2 separate regions of the Homo sapiens genome follow, and region 2 is linked to region 1. A link is an interaction called in ENCODE POLR2A ChIA-PET data of the cell type or tissue named here. Cell type or tissue: Caco-2. All regions are shown on one strand. Each heading gives the region's core, and the rest is flanking DNA. Links, peaks and the distances in the headings are about the cores only. Region 1 overlaps PKN2 (protein kinase N2). Region 2 overlaps GTF2B (general transcription factor IIB).

Evidence for each region. ChIA-PET counts read pairs that join two places held together with the same protein. Peaks named below come from ENCODE experiments on the same cell type or tissue, not always from the same donor. Only the 100,000 strongest peaks of a DNase experiment are listed, where the experiment ranks them.
Region 2: POLR2A ChIA-PET joins it to region 1 with 6 read pairs; 7 of 35 experiments call an interaction of 5 or more read pairs at or near these places.

What each region holds. Positions count from the first base shown.
Region 1 is chr1:88,767,168-88,783,257 of GRCh38, forward strand. It overlaps PKN2 (protein kinase N2), which reads left to right. Exons shown (of 22, transcript NM_006256.4): 4 at 3,185-3,302; 5 at 4,254-4,399; 6 at 4,496-4,712. Among named protein-coding and RNA genes, the nearest start is that of PKN2-AS1, 90 kb to the left of the region's middle. RefSeq lists enhancers at 6,379-6,673, 6,815-7,412, 6,893-8,092, 7,413-8,008. In Caco-2, for the core only: no CTCF peak of the experiment used is centred there; DNase peaks (open chromatin) are centred at 6,554 and 7,184.
Region 2 is chr1:88,850,134-88,858,133 of GRCh38, forward strand. It overlaps GTF2B (general transcription factor IIB), which reads right to left. Exons shown (of 7, transcript NM_001514.6): 6 at 7,073-7,354; 7 at 2,500-3,213. The coding sequence ends at 3,080. Among named protein-coding and RNA genes, the nearest start is that of GTF2B, 37 kb to the right of the region's middle. In Caco-2, for the core only: no CTCF peak of the experiment used is centred there; no DNase peak of the experiment used is centred there.

The DNA of each region.
Region 1 (16,090 bases), core at 3,668-11,667:
TAATGCCAATTATGTGCTAGGCAAGATAATTTTAGTTTAATGCTTACAAAAGTTTTATATTTAAGAGAATGGTATCACAATTTACATAGTTTATGCAAGAAACCTAAGGTTTTCAGAAAATAGGTAAATTGTCCAAGTTTATATATAATAAGATTTGGGCTCAAATCTGACTGCAAAATACATTTGTCCCATTAAATTATGAGCTTTGGAATACTTTTACTCTAGTCTGATCTCAAAGAAATTCATTCATGCCTTGCATTACAACAGGGATACATTCTGAAAAAATCATCAGTGGGTGATTTCATCATTGTGCGGGTATCATAGAGTGTACTTACACAAACCTAGATGGTACTAGGCTACATGGTATAGCCTATTGCACCTAGGCTGTAGTAACAGCATGTAACTATACTGAATACTGTAGGCAATTGTAACACAATGGTAAGTACTTGCATATCTAAATATATCTAAACATAGGTATATGTAGTCCGTTGTTGACCTAAATGTCATTATGCAGCAGTCTGGCCAGAAGCTATTTGCTAAATGACTGACTTTGGGAATACAAAAGAAATAAAAGAAAAATTTATAAATTTCATAAATATGCAATTATTTTTTCCTCCATGGTATATTAACCTGAGTTTGGTATTCAGCAGGGTATATTTCAGCTCACTTTTATTCCCCTTATCTCCAATCTCTTTCTTCTTTATTCAGTGTCATATAGTGTGTGTTTGATTTATTGAAATAATACTGCCGTCATCAAGCGTGTCTCTTGGGTTCTAAGAGACATGAATCTCCAGGAGAATACAGGTTGATTGTGTGCTATTTTATCCAAATTAGTACTGATTGCCTTAGTGATTAAAAATAGAGATGCTTAAATAATATGCAAAGCTTCTCCTTTCTTATGAATAAGTGCTTTCTAACTTGATGCTTAATCAATTTGTGTGTGTATGTATGGATGGATACCAGTCTTTAACAATTAATGCAACTCTAAAAACAGGAAATGGCATTAACTTCTGATATTTCTTTTTAAAATTTCTTAGTTTTCTACAGTTGCTGTAACAAATTATCACAAATTTAGTGGCATAAAACAACAGAAATTTATTATAATTTTGTAGTTATTTTGTCTGAAGTGAATCTTAGCTTAAATCAAGGTGTTGGCAGGACTGCATTCCCTTCTGGAGGATGTAGGGCAGAATGTTTCCCTGTTTTTTCCAGCTGCTGGAGGCTACTCACACTTCTTGGCTCCTGACTCTCTTCCTTTGTCTTCTAAGCTAGCAATAGCAGGTCCAGTTTTTCTCACATCCCATCACTCTGACCTCTTCTTCCTCTCTTTTCTACACTTAAGGACCCTTGTGATTACATTGGGCCTATCTGGAAATCAAGGACAATCTCTGTATTTTAAGGTCAAATGATTAACAACCTTAATTCCATTTGCTACCTTAAATCTCCCTTGCCATGTAACGTAACTTACCAACAAGATTCTGAGGCTTAAGACATTGACATCTTCGAGTAGGTCATTATTTGGCATATAATTCCTTCTGTCACTCACATTCAGTGTTACTGGAACTAAGCAGAGGTATGCTCTTGCATTGATTCATTTGTGTTGCTGTAAAGGAATATCTGAGGCTGAGTAATTTATAAAGAAAAAGGTTTATTTTTGGCTCACAGTACTGCAGACTGTACAAGAAGGATGGTGCTGGCATGTGCTTCTGTTGAGGGCCTCAGGAAGCTTACAGTCGTGATGGAAGATGAACGGCAGCCAGCTTGTCATCTGGTGAGAGGGAGCAAGAGAGAGAGGAGGAAGTGCCAGGCTCTTTTGAACAAACAGCTCAACAACCAGCGTGAACTCATAGAATGAGAACTTACTCATACTGTGAGGGTGGCACCAAACAATTCATGAGGGATCTGTCCCCGTGACCTAAATACCTTCCAGTAGGCCTCGCTTCAGACACTGAGGAATTACATTTCAAAATGAGATTTAGAGGGACAAACATCCAAACCATATCAGGCATTAACATTATTTCACTTAATTCAGAGCTTTTTTTTGAAATCTTAAGATATAACAGAAGTGTTCTCCAGCTTTATTAAGAAGGTCTCATTTTTTGACATTAAAGTGTTTCTAGGGACCTTTCTCATTGTCACCAGGGTTGACAAATGCTGTTTTCTACCTTTCTTAGCATAATTAATTGGAACACAATTGCTATCTGTGATTAGGTTTTTAGTTTAGGTTTAATCATGGAGGCATTTATTTCATACTATGTTTCTGAGTCTTAGAGTTATTGATCATAGTAAAGGAAAATTCTTTATGTTTTGTGTAAAGCAAAAATAAGAAAATTACAAATGTGAATTTGGATTTTGATTTTCTAAAAGATAGTAATAAGATTCAAACCTACAGTATCTGTTAGCAGATAAATGGATTGTGCGATGTATATATATATGTATATACACAATGAAATATTGTTCAGCCTTAAAAAAGGGAATACTGCCATATATGACAACATGGGTGAGCCCAGAGGACATTATGCAAAGTGAAATAAGCCAGACACAGGAAGAAAAATACTGTATGATCTCACTTACCTGTGGAATCCAAAAAAAGCTGAATAAATAGAAACAGAGAGTAGAATACAGTTACCAGCAATAGGGAGGAAGAAGAAATGGGGAGAAGTTGGTCAAAAGGTACATACTTAGAGTTAGGTAGGATGAATAAGTCCAGAGGTCTAATACATAGCGTGAACTATAGTTAATATTATATACTGAAAATATGCTAAGAGAGTAAATTTTAGGTACACATAAACATACACATGAAAAGGGGTAACTGTAGAAGGTGATGGGTCAGTAAATTTGTTTGCCTGTAATAATCATTTCACTATATGTATGCATACCAAAACATCATGTACACTGCAAGTATATACAATAAAAAATAAATTTTAAAAATACACAGCCATAATAAGATTTCCTTTTCTCCCAAATTGTCTTAACTAATGGAGTTGTTTTTCACAATTATCACCCTGTAAGTTTGATGGCTCTTTTTTAGTAAATGTATCTATAAGATATACTATAGCGCCAACAGCATTCTTTTAACTCTGTTTTTCACTTGCTGATATATCACTTGATCTGTTTAGAAGATAGGAAAATGTTTCATTTTTCCCTTTATTTGCTTAATTTTTCAAACTTATTTTTTTAATAGGATCGGAAACTCCATGGTACAGCTCAGCAACTGCTCCAGGACAGCAAGACAAAAATAGAAGTCATACGAATGCAGATTCTTCAGGCAGTCCAGACTAATGAATTGGCTTTTGATAATGGTGATGGAATAAATTGTCCTCCTTCTTATGAGCATAATGGTGCTAAATAATCTTATGCAGGAACAGGGCAGTGGTTCAAAGTTAAGAGGGAGGAAGCATTACTATTACTTTTTTTTTTTTTTCTTTTTTTTTTTGAGACGGAGTCTCGCTCTGTCGCCCAGGCTGGAGTGCAGTGGCGGGATCTCGGCTCACTGCAAGCTCCGCCTCCCGGGTTCACGCCATTCTCCTGCCTCAGCCTCCCAAGTAGCTGGGACTACAGGCGTCCGCCACTACGCCCGGCTAATTTTTTGTATTTTTAGTAGAGACGGGGTTTCACCGTTTTAGCCGGGATGGTCTCGATCTCCTGACCTCGTGATCCGCCCGCCTCGGCCCCCCAAAGTGCTGGGATTACAGGCGTGAGCCACCGCGCCCGGCCCTTTTTTTTTTTTTTAATCTTGAGTTTTAGACTCTTCACTTGGATAGATGCTTTTAGATATTTGGCCCTTATGTTTCAAGAAGATATTGATCTAGAATGTATCTCTTCATTTAAATAGATTATCAAGTACTTACAATCAGTCTTCATTTAAAAAAAAATCTGTTACCTGTTTAAGAGTATGGCTTTGTTTTCTTTTGTTTTTTTGTTTTGTTTTATTTATTTTTTAATTCCAGAAGAAATCTTTAAAGCTAGTTGCTAAGAGTAGGAGTAGAAACTTTCGGTCTCCCCATGTTACAATATTTGGATATCTTTCAGCTCTAAAATCTTTTTTTCAGATTTGTAATTTAGATGTGTAATGACAAAAATGAAAGGCTCTGAATTTCAATATCATATCAAATATTTTTATTTCAGTGTTTATTGATGTAAGGACTAAGTTATTGTAATGTTATAGGAATTCATTTCTTTTCATGATTTTAATCACTGCAAATTGGAAAGTCAGATAAATGGTGCAATTAAAATTTTTTTTTCCTTTCTAGCAAAACCTGTGATAAGTCCTCTTGAACTTCGGATGGAAGAATTAAGGCATCATTTTAGGATAGAGTTTGCAGTAGCAGAAGGTGCAAAGAATGTAATGAAATTACTTGGCTCAGGAAAAGTAACAGACAGAAAAGCACTTTCAGAAGTAATTTTAAATAAAAATTTTTATTTGGTTTAATAAATACATTATTCAAAGTATGTGATTATTTAAATGACAACAATTGTCTTTTCCCTGTGCAAGGCTCAAGCAAGATTTAATGAATCAAGTCAGAAGTTGGACCTTTTAAAGTATTCATTAGAGCAAAGATTAAACGAAGTCCCCAAGAATCATCCCAAAAGCAGGATTATTATTGAAGAACTTTCACTTGTTGCTGCATCACCAACACTAAGTCCACGTCAAAGTATGATATCTACGCAAAATCAATATAGTACACTATCCAAACCAGCAGCACTAACAGGTATGTAGTGTATAGCCATTGTTTTTTGTGTGTATTTTTGTCTATAACTGGTTCTGATTTAATAATTGAAAGAAAAACCTGTGCATAGATTTTTAAAATTATGATAAGATACACATAGAATAAAATTTGTTGTATTAACCATTTTAATTTTATTCAATTTGGAAGCATTTGCTATATTCACAATATTGTGTGACCATCACCACTACCTAGTTTCAAAGCATTTTCATCACCCCAAAAGGAAACGCATACCTGTTAAGCAGTCACTCCCCATTCCCCCTTCCTCCCAGCTGCTAGCAACTACTAATTGTCTGTCTCTACAGATTTGTCTATTCTAGATTTGTCATATGATAGAAATTATATAATTTGTGACCTTTTTTGCCTGGCTTCTTTTACTTAGCATATTGTTGTCAAGGTTCATTCATGTTGTAGTATGTATGAGTACTTCACTCACTTTTAATGTCTGAATAGTATTCCACTTGTGGGAATATTCTAAAATTCAAAACTTTTTGTGCACCCAACATGATGCTCAAAGGAAATTCTCATTGGAGCATTTTGGATTTGGGATTTCAGATTTCCAGATTAGGGATGCTTAACCAGTAAGTATAATATAATATAAACATTCCAAAATCTGAGATACTTCTGGTCCCAAGGATTTCAGATAAGGAATACTCAACCTATACTATATTTGATTGACCTATTTGTCAGAGCATATGAGTTCTTTTTACCTTTTGACTGTTGTGAGTAGACTGCTATGAACATTTACGTGCAGGTTTTTGCTTGAACATCTGTTTTCAATTTGGGGGTATATTCCTAGGAATATAATTGCTAGGTCATATGGTAGCTATATCTAAGATTTTGAGGAACTGTCAAACTGTTCTTCTCAGCATTTACATTATTTTATACTTCTAACAGTAATGTATAAAGTGGGTTTCAGTATCTCCAGATCCTCACCAACAGTTAATATTTTTTTTCATTCTTCTTTGATCGTGTTCTAATAGGTCCATTATTGGAAGTATGGTAATATATCTAACTATGTCTGTAGAACTGTCTGTATTTCTCCCTTCAGTTATGTAAATTTTTGTTTCCTATATTGTGGGCTGTTTTGCTAGGTTCATGTATGTTTACAATTTTTATATCTTCTAGACGGATTGACTCCTTTACCTTTACCTTAACTCCTTTATAATGTCCTTCTTTGTCTCCTATAACAATATTTAATTTAAAATCTGTTTTGTCTGATTTTATAACAGCTACCCCTACTTTGTTTTGGTTTTGTCTTTGGGTTCAAATGAGTCTCTTTTAGATTATATATTATTGTATTCTGTTTTATAAGATCCATTCTGTCAGTCTTTTTTTTTTTTAATTCATTTTTATTGAGACAGAGTCTCACTCTCATTGCAGCCTCCCACTCCCAGGTTCAAGCAATTCTTGTGCCTCAGCCTCCCGAGTAGCTGGGATTACAGGCATGTGCTACTGCACCTGGCTAGTTTTTGTATCTTTAGTAGAGACAGGGTTTCACCATGATGGCCATACTGGTGTCAAACTCCTGGCCTCAAGTGATCTGCATGTGCCACTGCACCTGGCTAATTTCTGTATTTTTAGTAGAGACAGGGTTTTACCATGATGGCCACACTGGTTTCAAACTCCTGGCCTCAAGTGATCTGCCTGCCTTGGGCTCCCAGAGTGCTGTGATTACTGGTGTGTGCCTCCACATCTGACCAGTGTTTGCTGTTTATTTAATAGTTTAAGACAGTTATCCAGATGAGGTTGCATGCACCTGTAGTCCCAGCTACTTGGGAGGCAGAGGCAGGAGAATTGCATGAGCCCAGGAGTTTGAGGCTACAGTGAGTCATGATTCCACCACTGCACTCCAGCCTGGGTGACACAGCAAGACTCCGCCTCTAAGAAAGAAAGAAAGAGAGAGAAACATTTAAAGTAATTACAGACAGGATGTAATAATCCTGGTGGTAACTACTGAGAGGTAGGTTAAATTTAATAGGTTTGTAGCACAGTCCCCCCACAAAACTGCCATCACTTCATAAGCAAGCAGCAAATTTAGAGTTTCCAAGGCTACATGCACTCCTGACCAACTGTCTACAGATTCCAGGATTTCTACTAGCATCTCAGCTCAGTAATTTGCAGGAACAAATCATAGAACTCAGGGAAGCACTATACTTAGGATTACGTTTTTATTATAAAGGATACAAATTAGGACCTTCATGGCTCACTGCAGCGAAAAGAAAATAAACATAAAGGGGGAGATCTGAGAGGATCTCAAACACAAACCTTATGTGTCCTTAGGATATATCACCCTCCTAACACATCAATGTCTGTCACCAACCAGGAAGTTCACTTGAGCATTGGGTGTGCAGAATTTTCATTGGGGCTTTGTTAACATAGGTGTGATTGAGTGAATCATTGGCCACATGATTGAATTCAATCTCCAGCCTTGTGCCCCTCCCTAGGTCAGGAGGTCAGACTGATAATGTGGCTCAAAGCCTCAACCTCCTGAAGATATGATCATTCTTTCTGGCATGGCCAGCCCCCATCCTGAAACTGTCTAGAGGCCCACCATGAGTCACCTTACCAGGTGTGGTCTAAGGTATCCACTATGAATAACAAAGGCACGCCTATCACTGGGGGAAATTCCAAAGGTTTAGACTTAGAGGCTGTCTTCCAGAAACCAGGGACAAAAACCAGCCAAATTATATACAACAAAAGGGCTTATTTCTGTCATTTTGCGGGTTTTTTTTTTTATGCAAGTGTTTATCTTTTTTTCTCTGAGTTCTAGTACTACCTTCTTTTGGTTTTGATTGAATTTTTCTACTCTGTTTTTATTTACTTATTTTTGAGACAGGATCTCTCTTTGTTGCCCAGGCTGGAGTACAGTGGTATGATCATAGCTCACTGTAACCTCAAACATCTGGGCTCAAGCAATCCTCCTGCCTCAACCTCCTGAGTAGCTAGGAGTACGGGAACGTGCCACCACACCTAGCTAATTTTTAGTTTTTTGCTAGCAATGGCGTCTCACTGTGTTGCTCAGGCTTGTCTCAAACTCCCGGCCTCAAGTCATCTTCCCACCTCAGACTTCCAAAGTGTTGGGATTATAGGCGTGAGCCACTATGCCCAGCCTCTATTCTTACTTTTCTTATTCCCTTCTTGCTCCCTTTTATGAGATAGATAGATATATATATTCTCCCACCTCAGCCTCCCTAGTAGCTGGGAGTACAGGTGCACACCACCACGCTCAGCTTATTTTATTTTTTTTGTAGAGATGGGGTTTCTCTGTGTTGCCCAGGCTGGTCTTCAACTCCTGGGCTCGAGCAATCTGTCCACCTTGGCCTCCCAAAGTGCTAGGATTACAGGCATGAGCTACTTATGCCTGGTCTTTCACTAAATCTTGAACTCCTCGCAACCACTCACCTCACTTCCTCCGTAGTTTTGCCTTTTCCACAATGGTCATACAGTTGGAATCTTAACAGTATGTAGCCTTTTCACATTGGTTTCTTTCACTTAGTAATATGCATTTAAGTTTCCTCTATGTCTTTCCATGCTTTGATAGCTCATTTTTGGTTTTGTGCTGAATAATACTCTATTGTGTGGATGTACCATAATTTATTTATTCATTCATTTACCGAAGGACTTCTTGGTTGCTTCCAGGTTTTGGCAGTTATGTATCAAGCTGTTATAAACATCCATGTGCGGGTTTATTATTTTCTTAGTGATTACCCCAATGATTATAACTAATGTCCTAAATTTATTATAATCTTATCTTTAGTAGCCTACAAAAAACTCTTTGACTGTGCCCTTGTTATATTGTCACAAACTCTCTTTATGCACCATATACCCATTAACATAGGCTATAAATATTGTTTTATGCATTAGTCTTTTAAATCATAAAGGAAACAAAAAGAAGAGTTACTTAAAATACAGAAATATTGGCTTCTGGCCAGGCGCAGTGGCTCACGCCTGTAATCTCAGCACTTTGGGAGGCCGAGGCGGGTGGATCACGAGGTCAGAAGATCGAGACCATCCTGGCTAACATGGTGAAACCTCATCTCTACTAAAAATACAAAAAAAAATTAGCCGGGCGTGGTGGCAGGCCCCTGTAGTCCCAGCTACTCAGGAGGCTGAGGCAGGAGAATGGCGTGAACCTGGGAGGCGGAGCTGGCAGCGAGCCGAGATCGTGCCACTGCACTCCAGCCTGGGTGACAGAGCGAGACTCCGTCTCAAAAAAAAAAAAAAAATACTGGCTTCTATATTTACTTATGTAGTTAATTTTACCTGCGTTTGTCTTCCTTTTTTCCTTTCTCTCTCCCTCCCTCCCCCTCCCCCTACCCCCTCCCCCTTGCCCTCCCTGACACTGCCCCCACCCCGCCCCACCCGTCACTTCTCCCATCCTTCATTTCAATCTAAAAGGCTTCTTTAGCATTTCTTATGGGCGGGTCTCCTAGTGTCTACCTCCCTTAGCTTTTGTTATCTAGGAATCTCTTTCTTTTCTTTTTTTGAATGATAGTTTGGTATATATATAGAATTCTTGGCTGGCAATTTTGTTTTTTTCCAGCACTTAAAAAAATGTCCAACTAGGCACAGTGGCTCACACCTATAATCCCAGCACTTAAGGAGGCCGAGACGGGTGGATCACTTGAGGTCAGGAGTTTGAGACCAGCCTGGCCAGCATGGTGAAACCCCATCTATACTAAGAATACAGAAATTAGCCAGGCATGATGGCGCATGCCTGTAATCCCAGTAACTCAGGAGGCTGGGGCAGGAGAATCGTTTGAACGCGGGAGGCGGAGGTTGCAGTGAGCCAAGATCATGCCACTGCACTCCAGCCTGGGTGACAGAGTAAGACTCTGTCTTAAGAAAAAAAAAAAAAGTCCTCCTGCTTCCTCCAGGCCTTTATGTTTTGTGATGAGAAATCCACTGTTAATGTTACTGAGGATCCCTTGTAAGTGATGAATTATTTTTGTCTTGTTGCTTTCAAGCTTTTCTTTGTTTTTTCACAGTTTAATTATAATGTGTCTTAGAGTGGATCTTTTTGAATTTATTCTACTTAGATTCTTTGAGCTTGATGTGTAGGTTCTTGTCTTTCATCAGATTTGGGAAGTTTCCAATCATTTCTTCAAATGTTCTTTCTTCTCCCTCTGAGACTTTGATTTTTGCCTACATTGGTGTGCTTTATGGTATTTCTCTTAGACTCTGATTTTCTTCATTATTTTTTCTTTCTGCTCTTAAGACTAGACAAGTGCAATTGATCTACCTTCAAATTGGCTCACTTTTTCTTCTGCCTGCTCAAATCTTGTATTGAACCTCTCTAGCAAATTTTTTCATTTTTGTTATACTTTTCAATTCCAGAATTTCTGTTTGGTTCTTTTTTATAATTTTTAAATCCATATTGATGTTCTCTATTTGTAGACACATCACTTTTCTTGTTTCCCCTAGATATTTGTCCATGGTTTCTTTTAGATTTTTGAGCATCTTAATTTAGTAAGTCCAACATGTCTTGACTTCCCCAGGGTCAGTTTCTGTTAATTTCTTTTTTCTGTGAACTGACCGTATTCTGTTACTGTGCTTGCTTCATAATTCAAGTACTTCATTTCCTTAGTATACTTACTCACAAATCAGATTTTACTCTTTCCAAAGATTTCATTTTTCTGCTATATGTTGAATGTAGTTGTTTGCCTAGTAACTTTTATAATCTATTTTGTAGAGACTATTCTTTCTCATGTATTACCCCTGAGGTGTCTATTTCATTAATATATTGTACACCAAAATAAAATTCTAAGCCACCCAACTAAATGAATGGACCCCCTCCTCTCAGCCAATGGCATTCTAAAGTAAACCTGAAACACTAGTTCAGGTCGTGCTGGGAATGGGTGGTTTGGACATGCCTCATTATGCCTTCCTCCCTTTGGAATTCAGGTACTGCAGACCAGCATTAACATCAAAACAGAGACCTTAAGACTGACTGAACAGACTCTTTCAGTAGATAAGAAACATTTACAGTCTCTTCTTTCTGAAGCCTGCTATCTGGAGGTTTCATCTACAAAATGAGAACCTGGGTCTCCACAACCCCTTATCTTAACAGCACTCTTACAATACTCCCTTGTATTGATTCCAGGTCTTTAGATAAACTCTTTCTACCAGTTGCCAATCAGAAGATCTCTGAATCCACCCGTGACCTGAAAATCCCTACTTCGAGTTGTCCATCTTTTCTGGACCCAACTAATGTACCTTTTACATGTATTGATAGATGGCTTATGTCTCCCTAAAATGTACAAAACCAAGCTGTAACCCAACCACCTTGGGCACGTGTTGTCAGGACCTCCTGAGGCTGTGTCACGTATATCCTTAATCTTGGCAAAATAAACTTCTAAATTGAGACCTGTCTCAGATACTTTTTGGTTTACTATATAGTCATCTGGTGTTTCAACAGACATTTCCTTTAATTCCTGAAGAAGAAAAGATTGCCTAGTCTTTGCAGCTGGGCCCTGTGCTTGAGCACTCACCCAGACACTTTACAACTCTGCATTTGCTTTGTGCAGAGCTTGAGAGTCAACCATAGGTTAGAGCTTAGGGTGTTCTCAGATCTCTTCCGAGGATGCCTCTTGCTTGCACCTAGCCTTCTAGTTTCCCAATAATATGTAGAAGCATTGCAAAGTCTTTTATTCTCCAAAGCATTTCCTCTGCTAGCTTTTCCTCCCAGTTTCTTTGGCTTTTCTATTGTTTACCCCAACTGATCCTCTTTTTCCTTAGTTTGCAGAGACTGGTTCATTTGCCTTCCATTGTTTTTGACAGATGCCCTCCACTTAGCTGTTTCTCTGCCTTCAAAGATTTTCTTTTTTTTTTTTCGAGACAGAGTCTCGCTCTGTTGCCCAGGCTGGAGTGCAGTGGCGTGATCTCCGCTCACTGCAAGCTCCGCCTCCTGGATTCACACCATTCTCCTGCCTCAGCCTCCAGAGTAGCTGGGACTACAGGCGCCCAACACCATGCCTAGCTAATTTTTTGTATTTTTAGTAGAGACGGGGGTGGGGGCGGTTTCACCATGTTAGCCAGGATGGTCTCGATCTCCTGACCTTGTGATCCGCCCGCCTTGGTCTCCCAGAATGCTGGGATTACAGGCATGAGCCGCCGCGCCCAGCCAAAGATTTTCTAGTTACGTGAAATAATGGCAAGCTGTTGGTGTTAGTATTTTAGGGAGCCCTCAGACAGGTCAAAGCAGGTGACCACAATTATTTGAGAAAAAGATCTTCTCTGCTCCCTCCTTACAGCAGGCTGCCATCTTCAATACTGCCCCCAAGGTATTGGGAGTGAAGGGAGGGATGAGGCAAAGGTAAGTGAAAACTCCACAGAGCTCTCCGGAGTGTCCCTTGCTTTTTGGATTTTGATTAAACATTTGCTTATTTGTAGTAAACCTTTGAATGTTTTCCAGAGTTCTGATAAACTCAGTTCTGAAAGTTTCTGTCAGTTTCTTTTTCTGTTTCTGTGAAGAGACTGTCTTTGTACTTTTTTTTTTTTAGGATTCATTACATATATCTTTTTAAAAAACAATTTCACAAGGCCAGATTTATTAAAGGAATATACTTTATTCTGCAATTATGTCCATCCTAGATACTAGATACTATGTGATCTGATCTGTACCACATGAGGACCTTCTTACTCCATCATTTTCTCTGACATCACCTACAAAGGCTTCTTTTTTATGGACCATGTGAATATGACATATTTTTGTTACACAGACTTTCCAGAATCCTTTAATTTTCTTATAAATATTAATGCCAACAAACCTTAAAATTTTTGAGGTTATGAAAGTGTTCTTCAATATTGCATAGCATACTATCACATTCCGGTTGTTAAAGAGTATCATTAATCAGTTTTATTCTGTGTTAAACTTATACATCAAAACATGAAGGACAAATTTACAGTTAAACTTCGCTGTTGCCACTAATTAGGATCAGTCTAAATGTGCAGTTCACAAATTGAGTGCTTAAATCTGAGGCAACCTGGGATACCAAAGTGAATTCACAGGGCCACATCAGGATTTTGTTTTTGAGGGATGCACAGCATTATCTGTACTTCATGTAGTCACCATTCAGACTACTAGCTCAAGGTAGTTACAGTTTCAGGGTTAGGTGGAGCTACATTCCTTTCAGTGATGTTGTGTATTTATGAAGCTGGGTTTTCCTCAATTGCTGTGATTTTGGTTTTTTTAAAGTGCTGTGTGAAATCAGTGTGGAATAGGAAATCAGTGTGGTAGTTTCCAAACTGATTCCAAAGCTTTAGAGTTATACAGTGCCCAAAAAGAAGTAATCTTGCTTAAGAATGAAATGAAAATACTTTTTCTTTTAGTTATATGTATTTTTTTTCAAATAGCTATTAATTTGTTAGGAAAGCAATCATATCCTATGTTTGGACCTAACTGTTTAATCAACAAAACTATAAGGTATATCTTTTGGCCTAGGGACACAGTTAAAAAATAGTTTAATAAAACATTAGGGCACCATGAACTGAGAAAGCTTGGGAACCTCTGATCTAATTCTTTCATATTGATAACTATTTATCTTTCCAGTCATATCTGTGTAACTCCTATCATGAATATTCTGTCATAAACTGGTTTGTGCCCAGTGCCTCCCCTACCTTGCTTAAATGTCTTTGCCTTAGTATTCATCTTCTTATATGTATTTTTAAATCAAAACTGGAATATAGACCTGTAAAGAGCAAAGACCTTGTCATCTACCTACATATAATCCTAGCCTCCAGCACAGGATATTTGATACATTCAACAAGTACTTGGTAAATAGTATCTGACAATTAGGCAGGGACTATACTGCAGGCAAGGACTGTACTTATTGTCTGCTAAGTTTCACCACCTTTTGGCTCAATGCTGAACACATTGTTGATACTCAAGCATTTCTGAATGATCCATTGATTAAAATAAGGTTGTCAAATATTTTGAATAACAATATTTCTAGAAAAGTAATAAAATCACATTTTAGAAACTCAGCTGATAATGACTGGAAATTTTTTTCCTTTTCTATTCTAGTCTCCTGTTCCCTCCTTTCAGTTCCTTCTTCCCCTGTTCCTCATTCCATTACTGAACTTTACTCAAAGTTATATAAGTCACCAACCTAAAAAGAAGTATCTTACAATTCTTAAGACATTTTTAAAAAATTCTTTAAGCTCCTACTGGACCATAAACTAAATTTTAAGTAACTAGGGAGAGAAATACTACTGACATTAATAGAAGACTACACATGACGAAAAGATGAACATGGATGAATAGTAAGAGCATTTGCTGTTCTGAATTTTTCACTGCATGCTATTATTTGTGGTTCGTCTCATACTCCAGTTTCTTTTGTGGTTGTATGATTATACTACTGAAATTTGCCAGTTTGTTGCTACTTTGAATAAGGTATAATTGTTTTTTTGTTGTTTTTTCTCCATGTTTTGAGAAATTTACTAGTTTTTTATAAGAGGATATTTCTGCAGAATTAAAAAAAGTTGCCTAATCATACCATGATGAAATACTGAATTAGTGAAATAGGTATAAAATAGTTTTCCAGACAGTTGAAAGAAAATTTTTAAAGCATTTACTTGTTCTAATGCAATTCATAGTTATTACTTCTGAATACCAACATTTACTTCTTGGATTTGCTTGTTTTAAAAATTTCATATTGTGCTTTATGAATGTAGTTTTAAGCTATTTCTAATGTGTTTATATGCAATTGTGTCACCTCATAAAGAAACTTCTAGATGTTTAATAAAGAACTCCCTCTAGATTTTTTTCCTAAATGAAAGCAGGTGTTGAGCATTGTCATGTTCTGATGTATTGAAATTGCTAAAATATTTAATAAGCTACCATAGTTTGAAGTAGTAGCCAGATGTTTTCAGTTTCCCCAGGATGCATTTTACAGTTGAGCATTTACAGTGGAAGTTAGCTAAATTTGCCAGTTTAACAACAACAAAACAAATAAGAAACACAAATTTTTTAACTCAAAATGATATAATTAATGTGTTATCACTGTACAGTAAGATAAGATTTCCACAGTCTAGCAAAACATTATTGACACTCCACCTCCCAACGTTAATAGCCTTATTGAGGTATAGTTTACATACCATAGAATTCACTCATTTTAAACATACACAGTATGATTTTTTTAGTAAATGTATATGCCTATTTCACCATCATCAGTAATCCAGTTTTTAGGGCAGTTTTATTGGAGGAATAATTGACATACAAAAACTATACATATGTTAAGTGTATGGTCTTGCTTTCATTGTTTTGCATGAGAGATCTCCTGCCATCTTAATCTTTGTTCCTCTCTACGTAACATGTTTTTTTCTGGCTACTTTTAGTGTTTCTTGTTCACGACTTGTTTTGAGAAATTGGATTATGGTGTGCTTTAGTATGGCTTGCTTCTGTTTCTTTGTTTAGTGTTCTTTGAACTTCTTGGATACTTCTTGAGTTTATACTTTTCATCAAATGTGGAGAATTCATGGCCTTTTTTTTTTCTAATACATTTTGTGTCTCCGATTCTTTCTGCTCTCTCTTAATGAGGAATTTCAGTTACACATATATGGCCACTTGAAGTTAAACTCACAGTTAATATATGCACTGTTCTTTGTTTATTCTCAAGTCTTTCTTTAGTGTCTTCTATTTTTGATAATTTCTTTGCTGTGTCTTCAAGGACACTAATCTTTTCTTTTGCAATGTTTAATCTGCCTGCAGTCCCATCCAGTGTATTTTTTTTTTAATCTCAGATATTGCCATTTTTTAATCACTAGAAATTTGGTTTAAGTCTTTTTCATTTCTTCCATGTGTCTGTGCCACATTTTCAGTAGATTGACTGTTTTGATGTCCTTGCCTTCTAACCCTAACATTTATGTCAGTTAAGCCACTAAGCTTGTAATAATTTGTAACGCAACCATAGAAAGCAAATACACCTGGTAATCTTTGAGTAGATGCAGACATTGTGAATTTTACCTTGCTGGATGCTGAATATTTTTGTATTTCTATAAATGTTCTTGAGCTTTGTTCTAGGACACAGTTACTTGGAAACAATATGACCCTTTTGGGTACTGCTTTTAAGATTTGTTATGTGAAACAAGCATCATTTAGTTTAGGGGTAATTATTCTCTACTGCTGGGGCAAGACTCTTCTGGATATTTTCTTCAGTGCCTCATGAATTGAGATTTTCAAGCCTGGCTGGTGGTAACAAACACTATTCCTACCTATATGCACTGAGTATTGTTCTTTCTAACTTTTTCAGTGGGTTCTTTCCCCTGCCTCAGATATTTTCTTCATAGGCAGGTGCTGATTAGTACTTTGATGAATACTTGAAAACCCTCTGACCATCTCAGGAGTTCTTTCTATGAAC
Region 2 (8,000 bases), core at 1-8,000, 79 kb after region 1:
CTTCAGTGAATTTTAGTAGAAAATCATCCAACTAAAACCTCCATAAAGATGGAACAGTCTTCAAAGAAATAGACAAATAAGGACTAGGGCCTGCTCAGGTGAAGAACGCTTGAGGGGCCTGAGCCCCAAACAGAATTGCTGCGGAGCCCTGCGCTTCTTTGCTGAAAGCGAAAATATTCCAGTAGTCAGATTTAATGACTTCCCAAAAGGGTTATTAACAACGGATCCAATTCCAACCACTTCTACCCCTTTTGAGAACACTCAAGCATGTGAAGCCAGGGATGGAAGGAAAAAACAGGTCACAGTGCTACTAGTTACCCTTCGAATAGACATTTTTCTTTATTTCAGTATCTGGAATTAAGCTGATTTAACCATACGGGTGGCTTACGGAGGATTTATAACTAGCATTTTAATTCCTTTAGTTTCAAGAAATGCCTACAATGCAAGCCTCATTCTCAAAACAAACAAAAAAACAATCCAAACATACCCTCTGACTCCAGATTAATCTTCAAAATCAATTCTCCTGATCCAAACTTTACAAATGTATAGACAGCAAAAAAACAAAACAAAACAAAACAAAAAAGACCATGTTGTTGACACAAGTAGTAAGGGCTAGATTTTTCTTTTCCCTTTATCTGAATTTTTCTAGCTACCTAATAAATGCATCTTTTTAACCAGAAAATCGAACAGACTAAACAAGTCATATTAAATCTTAATCAGTTATGCTGAAAAAAATGTGGGCCAGGCACGGTAGCTCATGCCTGTAATTCCAGTGTTTTGGGAGGCTTAAGTGGGAGGATTACTTGAGGCCAGGAGTTTCAGACCAGCCTGAGCAACATACTGAGACATGTCTCTACAAAAAAAGAAAAAATTAGCTGGGTATGGTGTCCTGAACCTGTAGTTTTAGCTACTTGGGAAGCTGAGGAGGATCAGTTCACCCCGAGTTTGAGGTTACAGTGAGGTATGATCATGCCACTGCACTCCAGCTTGGCTGACAAAGTGAGAATCTTTCTCTTAAAATAAGCACAGCAAGAAGCTGAAATGAAAAAAAAAAAAAAAAAAGTACTGGGAGGCTGAGGCAGGAGAATCACTTGAACCCGAGAGGCAGAGGTTGCAGTGAGCCAAGATCCTGTCACTGCACTCCTGCCTGGGCTACAGAGTGAAACCCCGTCTCAAAAAAAAAAAGAAAAGAAAAGAAAAGAAAAAAGCCACCAAAATACTCGTTATTTCCGGGTGACTTATGTATTTTCCTAATTTTCTGTAATCTGTAGGTACTGACCTTTACTAAGTGCAAAAATAACCTTTGATAACTGCAGTGGTCACTGAATGGGGAACTTTGTGGCTAGTCACTAGAACCTGGGGAACACTAGAAAGCACCCCTGCTCCTTAGTCCGTATGTGGAGATGTGTGATGCTAGAGATCAAAGATGCCGTCCAGAAGGGAGATAGACTGAAGCTTCCTTCTTCCTAGGTCTCACGCTGGGTGGGACAGGTTCTCCCTGACTGGATTATTTTTCCGGTGTTCTCCCCTAGCTCTGAGCAATACTGGGTGAGTGTCCTATGTTTTGTTCAAGGGAAAAATACCACTTGTCTTCATGGTGCCAATACTTATCCCTGCTCCATGGTCAGCAGAATGGCAGTGGAGGTCTGCTCTTGGGAAAGTCCCTCTATGAACCAGTCTGACCCTGCCCACCAGGCCACAACAGGAGATTGTCTTTCTAGTCTAGTGCTAACCTCTTTTCAGATGTTTCAGAACTGTGACACCTGTTTCCAGAGCAGTGAACAGTGGTGATGTCTAGTATGAATTCAAGTCCCCTGTAAAAACTACCTGATCAAAGAGCAAAATGTTGCTGGTCTTCTCTTATAGTGAGTAGAAGTCAAATGACCCTAAATCATTGTTCCTTAAAGAGTCATAGGCAAAACATCTAACACATCACAATCACGTAAAGGATGCTAGTTAAAAACAACTACTGGACAATCCCAGGCCCAGTAATCTTCATTTAAAGTGCTCTTTAGGCCAGATGGGGGCTCACGCCTCTAATCCCAGCACTGTGGGAGGCCAAGGCAGGTGGATCACTTGAGGTCAGGAGTTCTAAACCAGCCTGGCCAACATGGCGAAACCCTGTCTCTACTAAAAATACAAAAAAAATTAGCTGGGCCTAGTAGTGGGCACCTGTAATCCTAGCTACTCAGGAGGCTGAGGCAGGAGAATCGCTTGAACCCTGGAGGTGGGGCAGAGGTTGCAGTGAGCTGAGATTGTGCCACTGGACTCCAGCCTAGGCAACAGAGCAAGACTCTGTATCAAAAAATAATAGATAATAAATAAATGAAATGCTCTTTAGTCTATGAGTACACCAGTAAGCCTAACAAAGAAGAAAAAAGAACCAGGGATATGCAGATTCTATAACATAAGATTTTAACACCCAAAAATTAAAATCTGTTGTTCTACTGCTGCTTTTATCAGCATCATATTCTCTGCTCAATAAGCTCACTAAGAAAATCACATACTTAGAACATTTTAATGTCTCTCAAGCTGGTGCCTTTCAAGGCCCAAGCTCATCACTTCTTGTTTAATAATATACATAATAAATCTCACATACACATCCTTTCAAACTGGAAACTATGATGTTGATGTTAACAATGGTTCTCAAAAGCTTTTGCTCTTTCCATAAATTTATTAAAATAAAAAACTATGTATATATAAGTAATGGAAATAAAGTCTATCAGCTTTATTAGCTGCAATGATTTGCATTATTTGTAATTATGTATCATAAGTTACATGTAACATATAACAAAAACTTGAGTTTTGAAAAATGTTTTATTCAAGAATTACATAATTTCAAATATCTTCCAAAATACAGTTTCCTAGATTGCTACAAAAGAAATTTGATAAGAAATTTAAATCATTAAATATGTTTCACTAGTATATACATACAGAATGCCAAGCAATAGTATTCAGCCCTGGAATGCGTACCATGTCTTTTGTTTTTCCTCATGAAAGGCTCAACCCAGCATTTTGTATAGGCTATGTACAACAGGCAAAGTTTTGTATTCAAGAATTTGACGTTAGCTGCCTCAATTTATAGCTGTGGTAGTTTGTCCACTGGGGTGTCAAATTTGAAGTCTGTAGGAAACAGATCTGGGGCTCGAGGATAGATCAGTCTATAGGACTGTCTGATTGTAACATCAGCAACACCAGCAATATCTCCAATTTCTAAAAGACAAAAATCGAAACATTAACCATCATTTCCATCCTACCTCCTTTCCACTACCTGCATTGTAATTTGTGAGATATGATAGTATAAAGTGCCAAACTTAAAAACAAAACCAGAAGTGATTTCTAAAAACTGATAATAGAAATACATACTAAAAGGTAGAAAGCGGGAGCTAGGCCGGGCGCAGTGGCTCATGCCTGTAATCCCAGCACTTTGGGAGGCCGAGGCGGGTGGATCACCAGGTCAGGAGATCGAGACCATCCTGGCCAACATGGTGAAACCCCATCTCTACTAAAAATACAAAAAATTAGCCAGGCGTGGTGGCATGCGCCTGTAGTCCCAGCTACTCAGGAGGCTGAGGCAGGAGAATCGCTTGAACCCAGGAGGAGGAGGTTGCAGTGAGCCGAGATCGCACCACTGCACTCCAGCCTGGCGAGAGAGCAAGATTCCATCTCTAAATAAATTAATAAATGATGTTTAAAAATCCATTTTAATAAAGCATTCATAATACTTAACCAAATACTGTCTCAAAAAAAAAGTGGGAGCTAAAGTCAGTAACAAGCAACAATAAAAATGATTACTAGTACTTACTACCTTACAGGGTTGTCAATGTTTTAAAGGGTTTAACTAACATAAAATATATGAATAGTGTTCAGGTCTTAGTATTAGGAGTGTTATCATCTTATACTGGGTATTGTATTTACAACTGACTCCTCCTTTTTCTTTATAAATCTTTCTGAGGATCACAAAAGTACTCCACAAATATGTTCTTGTAAAGAAATTCACTTTATATTTCTGTGTTTGAAAGCTCCCATGCAAAATCTCCCCTAGCTAACTTCTGTTAAGGGGTCCTTATTAAAAACAAAATGTGATACTATAAATATTGTTCTACAATCTTTTTTTCTACTTAATACATCAGAGATCAAACAGCTACTTATTATAGCATACGGAGATGTTTTTCACTGATACAAGCACATACTTAAATATTTTGAGCTCAAACGAACATTGTACAGAATCCTAACAGATCCACTTTTACCCTTTAAAGTCGCTGTCCCTTTTTTCCTTTCAAAGTCATTAAAAGAAATACTAAAGGACTGCCACTACAATGTTTGGTTAAGTATTATGAATGCTTTATTAAAATGGATTTTTAAGCATCATTTATTTATTTATTTAGAGATGGAATCTTGCTCTGTCACCCAGGCTGGAGTGCAATGGCAAGATCTCGGCTCACTACAACCTCTGCCTCCCCGGTTCAAGCAATTCTCCTGCCTCAGCCTCCTGAGTAGCTGAGGCACCTGCCACCATGCCCAGCTAATTTTTGTATTTTTAGCAGAGGCAGGGTTTCACCATGCTGCCCAGGCTGGTCTCAAACTCCTCACCTAAGGTGATCCACCTGCCTCAGCCTCCCAAAATGCTGGGATTACAGTCATGAGCCACCACGCCTGGCCTAAACACCTTTTAATACAAATTCATTTTACTACCTTTTCAGTTGATTCAAATCAGTGAGGTTTTAGTGATTTTCACTGTGAATGCCTGCCATCATTGTACAATTAGCTAATTTTAAATTTCCGTATCTCACACTGCATTACATTATTCTACATCTAAATACCAATAAATGCCAACTATTTGAATGTCAACTGCCTGCTGTGCAGGGAAGAGAAAGACCTTACATTTGAAGAAGACTTTACATATAAAGCCAAAAAGCAGAAAGCAACAAGATTAATGTTTTCATGTTGTTCATTAGAATAAACTTTACAACTAGGAATGTACCTCAAGGACAAACTGCCTAGCTGCAACTTCTCAATTTTACTAAAAGACTCAAAATTTCCTTAAAACGTGAGTGAAGGCCAAAGGGAATGGATAATGGCTCCTTCAAATAACTAATGATTGGCTTTCTTTCTCTAATTATTCCTATCATTTATTACTTTTTTCAACATATAGCCTAAGCTGAAGGCTGTTGTGAATAAAGTATTACAAAGTTATTGAGGCCAGTAATTCACTTTCTGTTTTTGTTTTTTTTTTTTTTTTTTGAGACAGTCCTGTCTCCCAGACTGGAGTACAGTGGTGCAATCTAGGCTCACCGCAACCTCTGCCTCCCAAGTTCAAGAGATTCTTGTCTCTTAGCCTCCCGAGTAGCTGGGACTACAGGTGTGCACCACCATGCTGGGCTGATTTTTGTATTTTTAGTAGAGATGGGGTTTTGCCATGTTGGCCAGGCTGGTCTTGAACTGCTGGCCTCAAGCAATCCACTCACCTTGGCCTCCCAAAGTGCTGGGATTACACAGGTGAGCCACCGCGACCTGCCACCAACTTTTCTTTTTTTTGAAAAAGAGCCTCACTCCATCAACCCAGGCTGGAGGGCAGTGGCATGATCTCAGCTCACTACAACCTCTGCCTCCTAGGTTCAAGTGATTCTCCTACTTCAGCCTCCCTACTAAATGGGATTCAGATATGTGCCACCACACCCGACTAATTTTTTTGTGTTTTTAGTAGAGACAGGGTTTTGCCATGTTGGCCAGGAGGCTGGTCACCGCACCTAGTTTATGAATTTCTTTACATGCATTTGTTCATGAATAACTTCTGTAATCCTCAAAGACTTAGAAAGGAGTAGTCACTTCTAACTTTAAAAGGGAGTTAGTGGGCCATGTGTGGTGGCTTGTGCCTATAATCCCAGCACACTGGGAGGTGGAGGCAGGCGAATCACATGAGGCCAGGAGTTCGAGACAAGCCTGCCCAACATGGTGAAACCCCATCTCTACTAAAAATACAAATATTAGCTGGGCGTGGTGGCACGTGGCTGTAGTCCCAGTTACTCAGGAAGCTGAGGCATGAGAATAGCTTGTCCGGGAGGTGGAGGTTGCAGTAAGCTGAGATTGTGCCACTGTACCTCCAGCCTGCGCAACAGAGGGAGACTGTTTCAAAAACAAAAAAAAAAAAAAAAAACAAAAAAAAAAAAGGAAAAGAAATTCACTTAATACTTCTGGTGAAAGTTTTCCTACAACACTAAATTTAAACATAGCTTTAGAAGGCTGAATTACTTACATCTACTTATTTCAGAATTTGTATTAAGAAACTGTAAAATACTGTGCAAAATGGGAAAAAACCAACCTTCACAGAATGTTAAAGGCTGATGGCCAACACGTATTTTACAGTGTGTCTATCTGTAGAATCCCATGCCAAGCAGTGAGAAACAAAGCATGGCCTCCCTGACCCCTAAGATTTAAAAAGGTAAGTTTGGAAAGGAAAAGAGTATTCAAAATGATCAGGAGGAATATATTCAGGGAGAAAAAAGAACTTGTAAGAATAAAAGATGTACAAACTAAAATAATTCAAATGGGAAAAAAATTAGGTTTGTTCACAGGGTTATGTCTCTGAACATTTTTTTTATGAGCTGCTTAAAAAGCAAAACATATTTTCTTAACATTTTGACGTTGAGGAATGATGTCTTAAACGTGGGTTTTTTTTTTTTTTTGAGATGGAGTCTTGCTCTGTTGCCCAGGCTGGAGTGCAATGGCACAATCTCAGCTTGCTGTAACCTCCACCTCCCAGGTTCAAGCAATTCTCCTGCCTCAGCCTCCTGAATAGCTGGGATTACAAGCCCCACCACCACACCCAGCTAATTTTTGTATTTTTAGTAGAGATGGGGTTTCACCATGTTGATCAGGCTGGTCTCGAACTCCTGACCTTAGGTGATCCTCCCGCCTCGGCCTTCCAAAGTGCTGAGATTATAGGTGTGAGCCCCCGCGCCTGGTCAAATGTGGGTTTCTTGCTATTTACCCGGTTCAGACTTAAAATGGAAAAACAATCACATGCTGCAAATTTCAGTTTACTGCCACACTTCCTGATGACGAACCCTACCTTTTTGGGTCCTCTTTTCAGCTGATGCCTGTGAGGCCATGTAAATAGCTGCCGCTGCCACAGAGATGGGGCTCCTCCCAGGAACCAAGTCCAGTTCCACAGCTTTACGGGCTATATGTGTAGCTGCCATCTGTACTTGTTTAGGAAGACAAAGGTTGGAACAGAACCTGGACATGAAGTCCCCAGTTGTAATCAAATCCACACTGGTTTCTAGCGCTTTCAAAATAAGTTTAAAACACCGACCAATTTCTTTCTTAGAAATTCGTGATACGGCACATATTTCTAAAAGAAAAAAAATTAAATAAATCAATTCACTTAAGCCATATAGTTCATCTTAAAATCTACCATTTCTAATTATAAACATAATATACATTCTAATTGTAAAACATTCAATCATACCTTAAAGATGAAACCCTAATCATCTCAGTGATACTTCCCACAGAGTTAACTGCAAATTTCTCAGTTAACTTTAATGTTCATCACACCTTTTTTTTTGAGATGAAGTCTCACTCTGTCGCCCAGACTAAGGGTAGTGGCATGATCTCAGCTCACTGCAACCTCCACCTCCTAGGCTCAAGTGATTCTCCTGCCTCAGCCTCCCGAGTAGCTGGGACTACAGGCGTGCACCACCACACCTGGCTAACTTTTGTATTTTTAGTAGAGATGGGGTTTCACCATGTTGGCCAGGCCTGTCTAGAACTCCTGACCTCAGGTGATCCTCCTACCTCGGCCTCCCAAAGTGCTGAGATTACAGGCATGAGCCACTGCGCCTGGCCTAATGTTCTTCACTCTTTCAATTTAGAGTTTTTTTGTTTTTTGAGATGAAATTTCACTCTGTCGTCCAGACTGGAGTGCAGTGACACCATCTTGGCTCACTGCAACCTCTGCCCCCTGGGTTCAAGCGATTCTCCTGCCACCCGAGTAGTTG